3 separate regions of the Homo sapiens genome follow, and all the other regions are linked to region 2. Evidence: chromatin contacts called from ENCODE Hi-C or POLR2A ChIA-PET data. All regions are on one chromosome and are shown on one strand. Each heading gives the region's core, a stretch centred on a gene start or an enhancer-like site at or near the end of the contact. The rest is flanking DNA. Distances are from core to core; before and after follow the strand shown.

Region 1 (4,996 bases), core at 1,452-3,951, 75 kb after region 2:
TTTTAAAAATAAGTAGTTGATGATTTTTGTAGCAAATTTAATAACCAGACCATAAAGAAAATGAGAAATCATATCCTTAAACTCATAACAACCATTGCTAGCATCCTTGTATGCCTGGATGCTTTTCTACTGAGTTTTTCCTTTGTGGATCTTTGAGAGAATTAAGGCCTGATACACATGAAAAATGCCGTGGGGTATGAATTCCTTGCATCTTGATTAGTACTAGCTATGTACTCAGACTTGTGAAAATAATACTAGCTATGTACTCAGACTTGTGAAAATTGAGAAAATGGTCATTTAAATCCATTTCTGTCTTATTCCAAAGGGTACCCCTTTCAATCACATCTGTATTTTTCTGCAAATGTCCATTTGGAACATTGGACTGTGGTTTGATGGGTTTTTTCCCTTATGGTCAGTATTCTGTGTTGGCTTACGGAGCCCCTCACCCCTGGTAATTTCTTCTCATTAAACCTATGGAGATTATATTTTCTATTGATAAACCTATTTGTGAAAAATAGTTGCTTAAAACCAGATTATACCTCCACTTGTAATAATGGGAAATCTTAATAACCAGCAGTAGTATCTGAAACCAGTTAGGCCTCAATGCAGATTTTTGTTTTAATTCCTCTTTTTAGTGTCCTCAGACTTTCTGGCATACTTAATAGCTGAAAGGCTGTTGGTGGATTTCAGTGGCTACTGTTTGTTAATTTTTATTGCTTAGTGTTAAAATATTAAGAAGTTTTTGTAAAGATATACTTTAGAAAGTAACAAAGACAGACTTTTGAATTTCAGAAAGATTTGGAAGGAAGTGAAGTTTTGTTTGAGCTTTTAAATCAGTACTGCCTGTTAAATGACTGTATTAAGCATCAGAATGATAGGAGTCATGTATATATGAAATGGTGTTAAACTACCTGTTTTTATGTACATATATGTATACATTAGACTTTTTTACATCATCCGTGAGAACTAGTTTGTCATGATTCACTTGAGGATTGGAAGGATAACAAATACTGGAATCTTTTGAGATTTATCAGTACCTTTCAAAGGGATGAAGGGGAAATCAATCTTAAGAATGTTTTTAAATCTTGTTCAAGATTGGGGGTTGGAGTGGGAAGAGGCAGGAAACAAAATGCTAAAAGAATGAAATAAAACATTTTCGCTTTACGGGACCTGAGATGGTATTGTGAATCTGCATATGGTTATGGTAGGATTGAGCCTCCATCACATACATAAAGACAGATAATTTTTGGTTTTAAATAATGCGTGGAAAGTTGTGTATTTTTCTTTAATTCCCCAATCTTTAATTTGATTCATGCCGTGTTCCACTGGCTAGTTTTATCATCATCACCATCCGATATTATTAAATGTCCTATATTTTAGGTTATATAAAAAGTAGCCTTCGAGTCATTGCAGTCTGTAAAAAGATGGTATTGATACTTATGTATCTAAAGCATACTGCAGATTAATTGAAGTATCTGGAAATAGGTGTTTCCAGTGTAAATGAATTGATTCTATTTATTGCCTTTTGAAGAAAATTATACTTAATGGGTAAGTGTAAGCTATCCATATTAATCTAGCTAATGAATGGCTTGGGACAGAATTTGACGTTTGCTATGCTGTGTGTATATATACAGAACCGGTGAAACTCAATAAAAGCAACGTGAATCAAGATTATTGATGGCAGGGAATAGTTAGCATGACCTGTAATGTGAAAAACAGCAGAAACTGGTGTCAGAGAATTTAGGCAAATCTAATTTGCTTGAGTACTTAGAGGAGGGCCACTTGGAATTATGTCCAAGGAAATTATATTGCCAATGATCTGCCAGGGAGAATTTTTTTTTCCTGAGAATTTAGAGTTTAGTGCTGCTGAAATAGAATGGAAGAGGAAGAAGTTGACTTTCTAGAGTATATTCAGAGGCTGGAGTCTCTGAAATTATTAGCAAATACATACTTAATGCTGTGAGTCCCTTTAAGTTGCCTAATACTCTGGGCAGTTAACAGTGATTCAGAGTGAGAGTGGAGAATGTTTTATCAAGGAATATTGTTTTTAGCATCTGTTCACCTGTATACTTTTTTTTGCTTTACAGTTTTCGGCTTTGTGAGAAACCTTACCATCAAACACGATGGCCAGCAACGTTACCAACAAGACAGATCCTCGCTCCATGAACTCCCGTGTATTCATTGGGAATCTCAACACTCTTGTGGTCAAGAAATCTGATGTGGAGGCAATCTTTTCGAAGTATGGCAAAATTGTGGGCTGCTCTGTTCATAAGGGCTTTGCCTTCGTTCAGTATGTTAATGAGAGAAATGCCCGGGCTGCTGTAGCAGGAGAGGATGGCAGAATGATTGCTGGCCAGGTTTTAGGTAAGTGAATTTTTTCATTGATGATGTAATTCAGGCCTGAGTTTTTCTATTCACGTTTTTTTTTTGTCTTTATGTCTGTAAAACTGACAGCATGAGATATTCTGGATATTGCGACTGTTTAGCCTAATAAAAATACATTAGGCTTATAGTTATAATTGGCTAAGTAAAGGATATTCTTCATTGTACCATTTTGTGTAGTAGAGCTAGGACAACTCTACTACAATCGTGAGTAGGGGGAGCTGGGAATGACACTTCACAATGTAAAAACGTTGCCTAAATGGTTGTGTCCTGCCCACAGCAGACTGGAGGAGCCCTCTAGTGTTGATTGCTTGTCTCCCCATTGGGATTTCACTCCATCCGTTGGGCCGACTGCAGTTTGGCTCAGTGTTAGATTTTCTTGTATTTTAAAATGTAATGACACCTCAGAGTACTTACTACCTATGATTTGGTTTATTCAAGCCAGAATCCAGTGTCCACATGTTTATTTTATTAGTTGTACTAGATGTCTGTTTTAACTTCTCATTTTATGTGTACCTTGTGCCTCAGTTTCAAAATTATCATACCTTTGTTTTTACAAAGTTAAGATGATTATTTTTAAATTTATATTTGTGATTTAGTTTATTCTTTGTATACATTCTACTATGTATATTGACTCAAAGCATGGTAGGTTAGAGTTATGTGAAACAATTCTTTGATAATGTTATGTAACCAACCAGATACATAATTTGGGTCTATTTCATTGTTTTTACATCTTACTGGATTGCTTTTTCAGAAATTTAATTCTCTTTAGTTTTGAAACACTTTATATGGTTTCAAAGTCAGAATTGTAAATGAGGTTAATGTACCAAAACCTGAAGGTTATTCATGTAATGGTGTTCAGCAAATAGACAATATATTCAGTCCTTTTTTTTTTTTTGAGACAGAGTCTAGCTCTGTTGTCCAGGATTGTGTGCAGTAGTGCAGTCTTGGCTAATTGTAACCTCAGCCTCCCGGGTTCAAGCGATTGTCCTGTTTCAGCCTCCCGAGTAGCTGGTACTACAGGCATGTGCCACCACACCTGGCTAATTTTTGTATTTTTTAGTAGAGGTGAGGTTTCACCATGGTGGCCAGGCTGGTCTTCAACTCTTGACCTCAGGTGATCCTCCCGCTTTGGCCTCCCAAAGTGCTGGGATTACAGGCGTCAGCCATTGGACCTGGCCTGAGTCAGTTTTCAGTTGGTCATTTGATGAGCTGCTTTTGTATAAAAAGGGAAGATAAATAAGATTAAGTTTAAGATATCCACATTTGGCCAGGTTCGGTGGCTCATGCCTGTAATTCCAGCACTTTGGGAGGCTTGAGTTGGGCAGGCCATGAGGTCAGGAGATGGAGACCATCCTGGCTAACACCGTGAAAAGCCATCTCTATTAAAAAATAAAATTAGCAGGCTGTGGTTCTGGGTACCGGTAATCCCAGCCGCTCAGGAGGCTGAGGCAGGAGAATTGCTTGAACCCGGGAGGTGGAGGTTACAGTGAGCCGTGATTGCACTCCAGCCTGGGCAATGGGGCAAGACTCTGTCTAAAAAAATACCCACACTCATCTAGTTAATGGTTTGAGGTGGAATTTGGAATTTATATTTTGGGGCATTTGTATATTAAAATGAAGCTCATTTTAATAAAAGCAGTATATATGAAAATGGAGTTACTGTTGACTCGAGTGCTGTAGCATGACTGGGAAGGTAAACTGAATTTTAGAGAGTTTTTGGCTTTTTGACATGGGCTTTTTAGAACAAGGAGAAGATAAATTCTTGTTTGGTAGGCAGTGGGTGGCAGGGTAGGTAGCTGGGCATACGTGTTACAAATTGTATTTGAAAACCAGGGTTGTTTCCCTTTGCTCTTTTATTTTTTTTGGTGTGTGTAAAGGTTGTTTAAGCAATTGATCAATTATTCAGAAAGCAGTCGTTAACCCAGGATATTTTACGTGTAGAACAGCTAATCCTTACTTATAAAGAAAATCTGAAGTTGCCTTTGAGGATGATTTGAGGTTGTCACACTTCACTATGTTAATTTGTGAATTGGCATATATTTTAATATATTTCATTCTAATATATTTGTAATAATTCGGAATGAGCTGAACCATTCTTGGAAAGGCAACCAGTGATAGTTTTCTCTTGTAATAGTAACTGAGTGAACAGTCAGTACCTTGAATGGGGAGAGTTGAGTTGAAGTGGTATCTGAGGGTGGAGAGTACCAAAGACAGACTTAATGTTAGTCTCAGGAACACTTGAATGGTAAAGAACAGACTACAAAGAAACGGAAGATGAAGCCTTAGCCTTGTAAAAATTTGTGAGCCTTTTTAATATTAAAAGGAGAGATGAAGCTGAGCTTGATAGCTCACACCTGTGATTCCAGCACTTTGGGAGGTCAAGGCAGATCACGTGACCCCAAGAGTTCGTCCCTACGAAAAATAGAAAAATTAACCAGGCGTGGTGGTCCCTGCTACTTGGGTGGGAGGATCACCTGAGCTTCGGAGGTCTAGGCTGTATTGAGCCATTATTGCATCACTGCACTCCAGCTTGTATGACAGTGAGACAGTGTCTTAAGGAAAGATGAGTTGTTTTGTTCCACATTTTCTAATTTATGTGTCTGTGTGATTT
Region 2 (5,102 bases), core at 2,437-4,936:
GTAACACTGCTCTGGGACCCAAATGTGGTACTCACCTTTCTAAGAGTTTGTCATAATTGTCATTCAGCAATTTTCGTTCTTTTTCCAAATCTTCAACTCTCTCCTGAAACTAAGAGTGATAGTAGCCCTTGAGATAAAATGTTAAAATCTATTCCCCTGCACAGGATTTCCCCTGTCCATGGCAGGGAGGGGCGTGGGTGAGAGGCTTTCTATCACCATCTCCAGTGTCTGAGAAGCCATCCAACTAGAAAGACTTGAACCAATTGAAGGTCGGCTAGAAACTTGTATTGGGATTAATGAGGATTTTCCAAAATAAGTCTTCACTGTTTCTGGGTTTCTACTGCTAGGGAAGCAGCAAAACATTATGAAAGAGCAAGGACTTTGAAAAACAGACATAAGTACAAATCCAAGCTTTCCCTCTAATGGTGTAATCTTAAGCAAATGATTTAACTACTCGGAGCTTCGTTTTTGTCATTTGAAAAAATGCAATACTCATATTGTTGCTAAGATACACATTCTAACATCCCTGAAGTTGAAATGTAGATGGTATCTTTCAACTATTATTATTTACCTCCTTCAGAGTCATCTGCAAGATAGACACATCTTCCAGTTGGCTCTTCAAGCTCACAGCCTTCTTGCTTTCTTCCTTCAGCTCTGCCCTGAGCTCATTCACTTGCTTGAGGAGGGCCTCATGGGCTGCACTCAGGATTCCCTGATTCTGGGTCAAAAGGAAAGTACCTCTGGGAATGGTCATATCACTCAGCACGAGTGGTCTCCAGACACCAGCAACCCTAGCATTCTCTAACAGATGTCACAAAGAATGACTTTGATTAATAGCTTATTACCTTTGTACTGTTCGTTAACCTTGTTTTTCACCCTAGCATTTCTCTGGAAGTATAATTTCCCTGGTAGGTAGGGTTTCCATTCTGGGCAATTGTAGTTCATCATTTGAGCTTTAATTTTCTTTTCTTGTATTTATTTATTTATTTATTTATTGAGACAGTCTCGCTCTGTTGCCCAGGCTGGAGTGCAATAGTGCTTGGCTCACTGCAACCTCTGCCTACCGGGTTCAAGCAATTCTCCTGCCTCAGCCTCCTGAGTAGCTGGGATTACAGGCATGAGCCACCACGCCCAGCTAATTTTTGTATTTTTAATAGAGACAGGGTTTCTCCATGTTGGCCAGGCTGGTCTCGAACTCCTGACCTTAGGTCATCCACCCGCCTCCGCCTCCCCAAGTGCTGGGATTACAGGCGTGAGCCACCGCGCCTGGCCCTTGAGCCTTAATTTTCTCAAGGTTCAAATTAATCCCTAGCTTTAAATTAGTTGCCACCTTCCAAAGCTGCCTTCACTTTCTAAGCTATTTGACTGCTTTTTTATGATGACTACGTTTGTACCTAGACAAGTGACATGTTAACTCCAGAAGTTCTGTGTGTGTTTCTGGCGGACTCCTCTGGTGAGGCACAGCTGGGTGGTCTCGTTTGGAACTCTGTCTTAGTGGTGATTCTTAAGCACAGACATTCACCTAGCTTCACATGCAGCCCACTCACAGTGGTGAATAGGGCCAAATATTTAAGACCATCTGAGAATACCTGCAACAACTTTGTTATATCTCATCACCTCACACATGCTAGAAGAATACTCTTAGGAAGTTTTGAGCAAATGCTATAATTTGCTCCAGCAATAGGCTTAAAAATACCATGCCAAATATTTCTCAACTACAATTTCATATTTCAATTTTTATGAAAACAGTGCAATAAGTATCTGTATCTTTTGATAATCATAATAGTATCATTTTTAACAGAAACTATATGACATAATAACATTGATTTAGTTAGCTAAATTCTGGTGTTATGTTACTTGGAGATGAACATAGATTTCTTTGGGTTTGATTATTCTGGTTACTAAGAAACAGAGACTCAATTCTCATTAAGTACCTTCTGGAGCAAGGTTTCGTATGCCTGGAAGAAAGAAATTATTATTATTTTATTGATTTATCAATTTCATGATATATTTATCACTGTAATATAATGCTTAACATTTTTAAAGACATTATAAAAATCCCACAAAACAAATCAATTTGTGTACTTGTTTACTAATTGTTGCTATTTTTCCCCTGCCCTAGCTTGCCAAGTAGTCTGTGACTGCAATCATTCACACCATTTCTCAAAAAAGAATGAAGGGTCATTTATTAACATTTGCATTGTACTTGGTGGATTATCCAAGAAAAATGTTTAATCTTAAATTAGGTACTGTTACTTAGCACACTTCAGAAAGATCTCTTCAGTTTTAGTAAAAAAAAAAGAATGATCATAACAACAGCTATAATTAGTTGAGTAGTTGCTATGTGTTACTATGTGTTTCATTACCTGCCACATCATGATCATTATAATCATTTCACACATATTATCTCATTTAATCCTTGTAGCAAATATGAGAGGTAAGTTTTCGTTTTTGTTTTTGAGACAGTCTCACTCTGTTGCCCAGGCTGGAGTGCTGCGGCACAATCTTGGCTCACTGCAACCTCGGCTTCCCAGGTTCAAGCAATTCTCCTTCCTCAACCTCCCAAGTAGCTGAGATTACAGGTGCCCCCCACCACACCTAATTTTTGTATTTTAGTAGAGACGGGGTTTCACCATGTTGGCCAGGCTGGTCTCAAACTCCTGACCTCAAGCGATCCACCCACCTCAGCCTCCCAAACTTTTTTTTTAAATTTATTTTTTATTTTTTAAAAAAGGTCAAATAATCTTGAGAGAGAAAAAAATTGATCATATCAACTTGCTTAAAACCCTTTCACATAGCTCTCTGCTGTTTGTAGGATAAAGTCTAAATTCCTAGCATGTTCTGTCTTTAATGACAACGAGAAAAAAAATTCTTAGTGTGTCCTTCATGACCAGACCTGATGTTTCTCACCTCTGCTCTCATGGAAAGCCCCCTCTTCTCTTACACACTTATTAACACAAGCTAATCTTTTAGTATTTCAGTATTTAACTCACAAATCTATTCCTTTATTAATCCTTTTCTTTTTTCTTTTTTTGAGACAAAGTCTCACGCTGAGGTGCCGTATCGGGATCTCGGCTCACTGCAACCTCTGCCTCCTGGGCTCAAGCACTCAAGCAATCCTCCTGCCTCAGCCTCCATAGTAGCTAGGACTACAGGCACACATCACGATGCCTGTCTAATTTTTCTATTTTTGATAGAGATGGGGTTTCGCCATGTTGTCTGGGCTGGTCTCGAATTCCTGAGCTCAAGTGATCCTCCCTCCTTGACCTCCCAAAGTGCTGGGATTACAGGCTCCAGCCACCGCACCCAGTCATTAATCCTTTTCTGATCTGGCACTGTTAAAGGAGTTATTAAAAATAATTTTAGGCAGATAGAGAGGAAAAGGGGTCCTTGGAAAGTTTTCTCGTCCTTTAAAGCAGCTCCAGAAACGTTTTTTGTCTAGCAGGAAAGCCCTGGCTCTTACAGCCGGGAAGGCAACCTTTGATATGCAAATACAGGTCTTTAGAAACTGGGTCCACCCAAACATGGCGATTCCCGCCCTTGTCTTCCTGTCCTTTCCCCGACCTGTACCTGGCAACATGGCCACCCCCACATATCCCCACGTGTGTAGAACATCATGGCGCCCTTCATTTGCATATTAAAAGACTAGGGTAGGAGGGCCAGTTTTTTCCACAGGCTACATGAGTGACATGCCTGGTCAAACCAATCCCCTGAGCCCTATGCAAATCAGACACTACCTCCTCCTGCCTACTCATATAAGCAGCCACTTTTCCCGGCACATGAGGTCTCCCCTCTCTGCTTTGGAGTCCTTCTCCCTCTGTCTCAGTACAGGGGAGCTTCTTCCGTCTTTCTTCTCCCTTGTTTCTTGCCTATTAAACTCTCCGCTCCTTAAAGCCGCTCCACCTGTGTCCGTGTCGTTTTATCTAATTCGCGTGAGACAAGAGCCCTGGTGTTCCTCCACTTATCAGCCATATCAGCACCTCACCCACTGGTGGGTCTGACTACTCTCTCTTTTGTGTCCTGCCCATACCCTGCATAGGATAGTTGAATTTGTTTACTTGTTTTCTCACTCCTATAAACTCCTTGAAGGCAGTTTTTTCTTACTTACCCTTGGAATCTTTGTATCCCAGTGCTTTGCAATTCCTGGTACTGGATAAATATTTGTTCAATAAAAGGATGGTGCTGACCTTACTTTGACCCTTGATACTCTATTTCCACCAATCAGATGTTAGTTTCTAATGTGTGCTAATGCTAAATATACTTACCTTGAGGGCTGTTGTCAGGCTTAAAAAAGATCATGACTGTAAATATCTGGGACAGAGTACAGCTCACAGAAAGTGCTAATTAAAAGGCTAGTTTCCTTCCCTTCCCTGTGACTGCTTTTGGCTTCCTAATTTAATCACATTCTGGTTGTGGTCTTCGTAGGGGACCGTAACCCTTACACAAGTTAACTCCACTTTATTTCACCTTAGCAGGCAGAGCTTGAGCCTTCCTCTTAATAGAGAACTAATGGGAAATACTGGGAAAAGCATAGACTCCGAGTTGTGAGGCTTGGATTTGAATATCACTTATAAATTGTGTGATATCACTTATAAATTGTCTTTCTGAATTGTGGCTTCTCATATTTAAAATGGAGAAAATAATATGAATCTCTTAATTGGGGTTTCCCCCCACCAAGAAAGCACAGCTGATGATGGCAACTCACCTCTTGAACTTCTGTTAATTGTGCTTTTGTCATAACCAATGAAGCATTTCTTTCATGTAAGAGCTTCTTAAGTCGAATCAGCTCTACCTTCTCTTTAATGGAAGCTCTGCAGAGAAAGGCGCTAAATTATTCTGTCTGAACATGGATAGAATTAAAGACATTTTCTCCTTGACTATGCCCTAGTAAGAATACCTCCCTCTTGTCTCTTGCCTTCCCGTCTTACCCACACTAGAACACAAGTATGTGGTGTATGTACAGTCTAGTAAATAATCTCCTTTCTCCCATTTCTCATCACGCCAGCCAAGATTTGATAGAGATCACTAACCTTAAGCTTATGTTATGAGAAAAGATAATAACTACTTTTTTAAATGATGGTGTTCATAATTTCCCACAAACC
Region 3 (4,502 bases), core at 908-3,407, 93 kb after region 2:
CCAGGAGCTCATGACCAGCCTGGCTAACATGGTGAAATCCCATCTCTACTAAAATTACAAAAACTAGCTTGGCTTGGTATCGTGTACCTGTAATCCACGCTACTTGGGAGACTGAGGCATATAAACAAGAAAAGCCAGGGATTTTTTTTTTCCCTTTCTTAAAACAGTCTTGAATCCAGTCAAGTTTCAGAATTGATGATTGATCTAGGACTCAAGCAACCTGCCTGTTACAGACTAGATTCTTTTTGACTGAGAAAGTTTTCAGGTGCATTTTCAAATTGTCTTCCCATGAAATGTCTGGTTTTGTGTTAAGATAGTTTCCTAATGAAACCATCAAGACACACCACTTTTTCCCTTAATATGCAACATTTCATTAAGATGTCAAATTTTATTCCTCTTAAAATAAGTATGTACATTTAATGTATTTTTTCTTCGTGGAGCCATTTTCAATCAAATGGCTTAGAATTTACAAAAATATCCCTAAATACTAATATTTGTAATTCTTTCTGATAGAATATTACAGAACCAATTATTGATTGATGCCATTGGCTCAGTATAGGAGCTATTGCTACCTATTCTTTGGTAGTAGGTATGTTTATGGTGTTCCCCAACCCATATCAGTGATCTTTGGACAAGGCTAACCCAACAATGTGGTAATAATCTATTTCCATTTTTTCCCCCTTAATTACCAGAATTATATTTTCTTTAAAAATTATGTTAGAGTTTCCCCATGTGGTGAATACCTTGTATAGCTCCAGTGGTGAGCAAATGAGCATACTGGTTTACCATTTAGTCGTTTTATATTTTAAATGAGTGGTGCTTGCAGTTGATAGTATCCGGGTAAACTGATGCTAGACTAAGACAGCATGTTTGTGGTGAAGTACTTGCAAATAACATTAGAAATCATTGATTTCAGTTTAGAAATAAAACACAAGCTACAAAAATTTTGCTGGTTGATTTATTTTTAAGCACAAAATCAAGAATTCCAACTATGTTACGAACATTTTGAGGCAAGGACTACTTCCTCAGATGTGAATGAGAGTCCATTTCTGCCTGAGCAGCATTCTTTGTAACTAAAAGCCCCACCGGCTGAAATATTTTGAAATATTTTTCTTCAGAAAAGTAGAGAATTTGACTCCTAATTGTGTTCATGGGACTGTTAACATAGATTCAAAACAGAACTATTACTTGCTTCATTTTGGCTATGGTCAGATGAAATAGTAGGTTTTAAAAGGAAATTCCAGTGATAGTACGGAACTAGCTAGCTAGCTAGTTTAACGGATTTATTGTTTTCGGTCACAATTTGACATATTGTTATTTAAATTTTAATGTAAACCTGTGTTAAACTTTTTTATATCAGTTTTTTTATCTACATAGTTAAGTTTGAGGCAGATGTCTGTCATCAGTTGGTAGTTCATTTAACTAGTATTTACTGGAGATAGAATGGAAAAAACTGCTCCTTTGGTTCTCTTAATTTTTGTTTTGTGACGGAGTCTTACTCTGTGATCCATGCCGGAGTGCAGTGGTGGGATCTTGACTCATTATGAACTCCGCCTGTTAGGTTCAAGCGATTGTTGTCCCTCAGCCCCCGGAGTACCTGAGATTATAGGAATGTGCCACCACACCTGGATAATTTTTTCTATTTTTAGTAGACACTGGGTTTCACCATGTTGGTCAGGCCCGTCTCCATGTCCTGGCCTCAAATGAGCCGCTCGCCTTAGCCTCCCAAAGTGCTGGGATTACAGGTGTGAGCCACCCTGTCCGGCAAAACAGATTATTTCAATCTGTTCACATTTTTAAGATGAGAATCAGCTGTGGTCCATTAAATGGTCCATGTACCAAATGATAGCTTTATTATTAATAGATTAACGTCTACTCTGGTGTAGTGTTGACATGTATTACTAGGTTTTTTGAGACCCAGGAAATGTCACTGTTTGCAGCTAATGTCTTATGGTCAGAATTTCCATTTAAGAAGCTTCCCTTTGAAAACCTCTTCTTAGTACATGTCTTGTAATGCTTTTACTTTGGAATTGGGGTAGACATTCTTTGTCTTTTTTTTTTTTTTTTTTTTTGGTGGTGGAGGAGACAAAAGTTTTTACTCTGTCGCCCAGGCTGGAGTGCAATGGCTGTCTGCAACCCCCACTTCCTTCCTGGGTTCAAGCAACTCTCGTGCCTCAGCCTCCTGCGTAGCTGGGATTACAGGTGTGCCACTGCATCCAGCTGGTGTGTTTTGTTGTTTTTTTTTTCTTTTTCTTTTCCTTTTCTTTCTTTCTTCCTTTCTTTTTTTTTTTTTTAAGACGGAGTCTTGCTCTGTCACTGAGGCTGGAGTACAGTGGAATGATCTCAGCTCACTGCAACCTCTGCCTTCCAGATTCAAGCAATTCTTCTGCCTCAGCCCTCCTGAGTAGCTGGAATTACAGGCGTGTGCCACCATGCCCGGCTAATTTTTGTATTTTTAGTATACACGGGGTTTCCCCATGTTGGTCAGGCTGGTCTCAACTCGTAACCTCATGATCCACCTGCCTCCGCCTCCCAAAATGTTGGGATTACAGGCATGAGCCTCCACACCTGGCTGGTGTATTTTGTCTTAATCTGTTCAGGTGATTAATGTCTCTAGAGTGTTTTAATTTCTTAATCTGACTAGATTTTATACCAACACCATCAAGTTTGATTATGGGTGCAGTTACAATTCTCCTAGGGTTTAGTCCTTGTTCCCCTGGTAAAAGATTTTAAACAGCCTAGCCTTAATCAGTAAGTAATCAGCTATTGTTGCCTCATCTATTGTATAGCTTTCTCATAGTGAGAATTTCCGCTTAATTTTTAGCTGGTGCTTGAAGTAGTCATACTGAGCTTCTTAATATATATCCCTTTTAACTTAAAGGTTGTCACACTATGTATGTTTTTTTTCTATTTTCACACTTACCGTCCTCAACATTTTTCGAGGCAAGGACTACTTCCTCAGATGTGAATGAGAGTCCATTTCTGCCTGAGCAGCATTCTGTGTAACTAAAAGCCTTAACTGGCTGAAATATTTTGAAATATTTTTCTTCAGAAAAGTAGAGAATTTGACTCCTAATTGTGTTCATGAGACTGTTACATAGATTCAAAACAAAACTGTATTACTTGCTTTATTTTGGCTGTGGTCAGACGAAATAGTAGGTTTTAAAAAGAAATTCCAGTGATAGTACAGAACTAGCTAGCTAGCTCATTGGTTTAGATACGGGTGCCGGTGAAGGTTTGTGGCTTAGGAGGTAGATTAGATATTTATTTCCATTGGACTGAGGCTTAAGCTCAGTTTAATGCTCATGGATATGGATAACTTATTTTGATTCACCTCCAGAAATTGTCGTTAAGCAATTTGTGTTTGTGCAAGTGTTACCATCTCTCACAAAGGATATGAGTTTCTGAACACTGATATTTTATAGTTTCTGTATCATTATACTTTGCAAGATTTTGGTCAAAAAGACCAAAAGCTTTATGTCAAAATGGGAAAGTAGTGATAATAAAAAGTTACTCAGTATCTTTTTCTTTGCATTAATTCCCATGAATGGATTAAACTAAGAGATTAACCATACTTAGGGGAAATGCAAACTTTTTTCTGTTTTCTTTTTTTTTGAGACAGTGTTGCTCTGTTCCGCATGAGTGCAGTGGTGCAGTCATGGTTCTCTCACCTCCTGGGCTCAACCTGTCTTTCCATCTCAGCTTTCCTTGCTCTTTTAATTTAGGAAAATGTTCCTGTCCATAGCCACTCCTGGGACAAGATTAAACATTGCTTTGTTGAAATAGTGTGGAAACACTTTTAAGTTAACAGAGGAGAGAATTAGCAATGAGATCTTGTAAATGTTTTCACTACAGGAAGATTGGAGATATTACAACTCAGAATAACTTGCCACTATTGTATATATATAAGAGGGAGAATCATGACAAAGGTGATTAATAATATTTTTAAAGTTCTTGACTATCACATTTGTTTTTTAAGAAATATTTGGAGTTAGAACAGTTGGTAGGTGTATTTTTATAGAGTACCTGGGCCTTTGCATTAAGTTAGTTGCATTTTTAAAAAGCTTGCAGAATTGAAGACCTTTTCATACGTTGCCATAGGTTCTTATATGGAAATGACAATGTGGAATGTAGAAAGTTTAGAACTGATGTCCATGTAAGAAGTATTTTGTTCTGTTTTGAATTTTCTCTTTACAAATGTAAGTGTACCAAGCCACTGCTTTGGTGTATCTTTATCAATCACTGGGATACTAAGTTTAAGACATTTGAAATTAAGATTTCTAATAGAAACAGCAATTAGTTGAGCAACCAGTGTTTATTGAGTGCTAAGTGTGTACTGGCCAGTGAATTTAGACATAGGTGAGTAGTGAACAAGATAGACAGTGGTCTCTGCCCTGTTGGAATTAAGCGTAAATTTAGTTAGAAATGATACTACCTGTTTTTATATGAGGTATTTTTTATCAGTAGTATTTATACCCAGCCAACACATTTTGCTATGATTC

The links. Hi-C counts contacts between places; a loop is a spot of excess contacts on that map. ChIA-PET counts read pairs that join two places held with the same protein, here RNA polymerase II (POLR2A). Pooled maps may share reads with other maps.
Region 1: a pooled map shows a loop between it and region 2 (3-fold over the local background). The contact joins two enhancer-like sites. A Hi-C loop is called at or near these places in 10 of 50 pooled maps. POLR2A ChIA-PET finds 5 or more read pairs at or near these places in 9 of 52 experiments (CD8-positive, alpha-beta memory T cell, Caco-2, GM12878 and 6 more).
Region 3: POLR2A ChIA-PET joins it to region 2 with 10 read pairs in WTC11. The contact joins two enhancer-like sites. POLR2A ChIA-PET finds 5 or more read pairs at or near these places in 9 of 52 experiments (A673, CD8-positive, alpha-beta memory T cell, GM12878 and 6 more).

The regions. Positions count from the first base shown.
Region 1 is chr14:21,231,321-21,236,316 of GRCh38, reverse strand. It overlaps HNRNPC (heterogeneous nuclear ribonucleoprotein C), which reads left to right. Exons shown (of 9, transcript NM_004500.4): 3 at 2,088-2,364. The coding sequence starts at 2,124. Among named protein-coding and RNA genes, the nearest start is that of LINC00641, 27 kb to the right of the region's middle. Within about 2 kb of position 2,701, at least 2 of the 41 ENCODE cell types and tissues checked have a DNase peak (open chromatin) inside an H3K27ac peak, as active enhancers do.
Region 2 is chr14:21,307,440-21,312,541 of GRCh38, reverse strand. RPGRIP1 (RPGR interacting protein 1) reads right to left here. Exons shown (of 25, transcript NM_020366.4): 7 at 4,706-4,811; 8 at 1,935-1,958; 9 at 572-718; 10 at 36-109. Among named protein-coding and RNA genes, the nearest start is that of RPGRIP1, 30 kb to the right of the region's middle. RefSeq lists enhancers at 3,149-3,308, 3,131-3,658. Within about 2 kb of position 3,686, at least 12 of the 41 ENCODE cell types and tissues checked have a DNase peak (open chromatin) inside an H3K27ac peak, as active enhancers do.
Region 3 is chr14:21,213,691-21,218,192 of GRCh38, reverse strand. All of the region lies in intron 5 of HNRNPC (heterogeneous nuclear ribonucleoprotein C), which reads left to right. Among named protein-coding and RNA genes, the nearest start is that of LINC00641, 9.0 kb to the right of the region's middle. Within about 2 kb of position 2,157, at least 2 of the 41 ENCODE cell types and tissues checked have a DNase peak (open chromatin) inside an H3K27ac peak, as active enhancers do.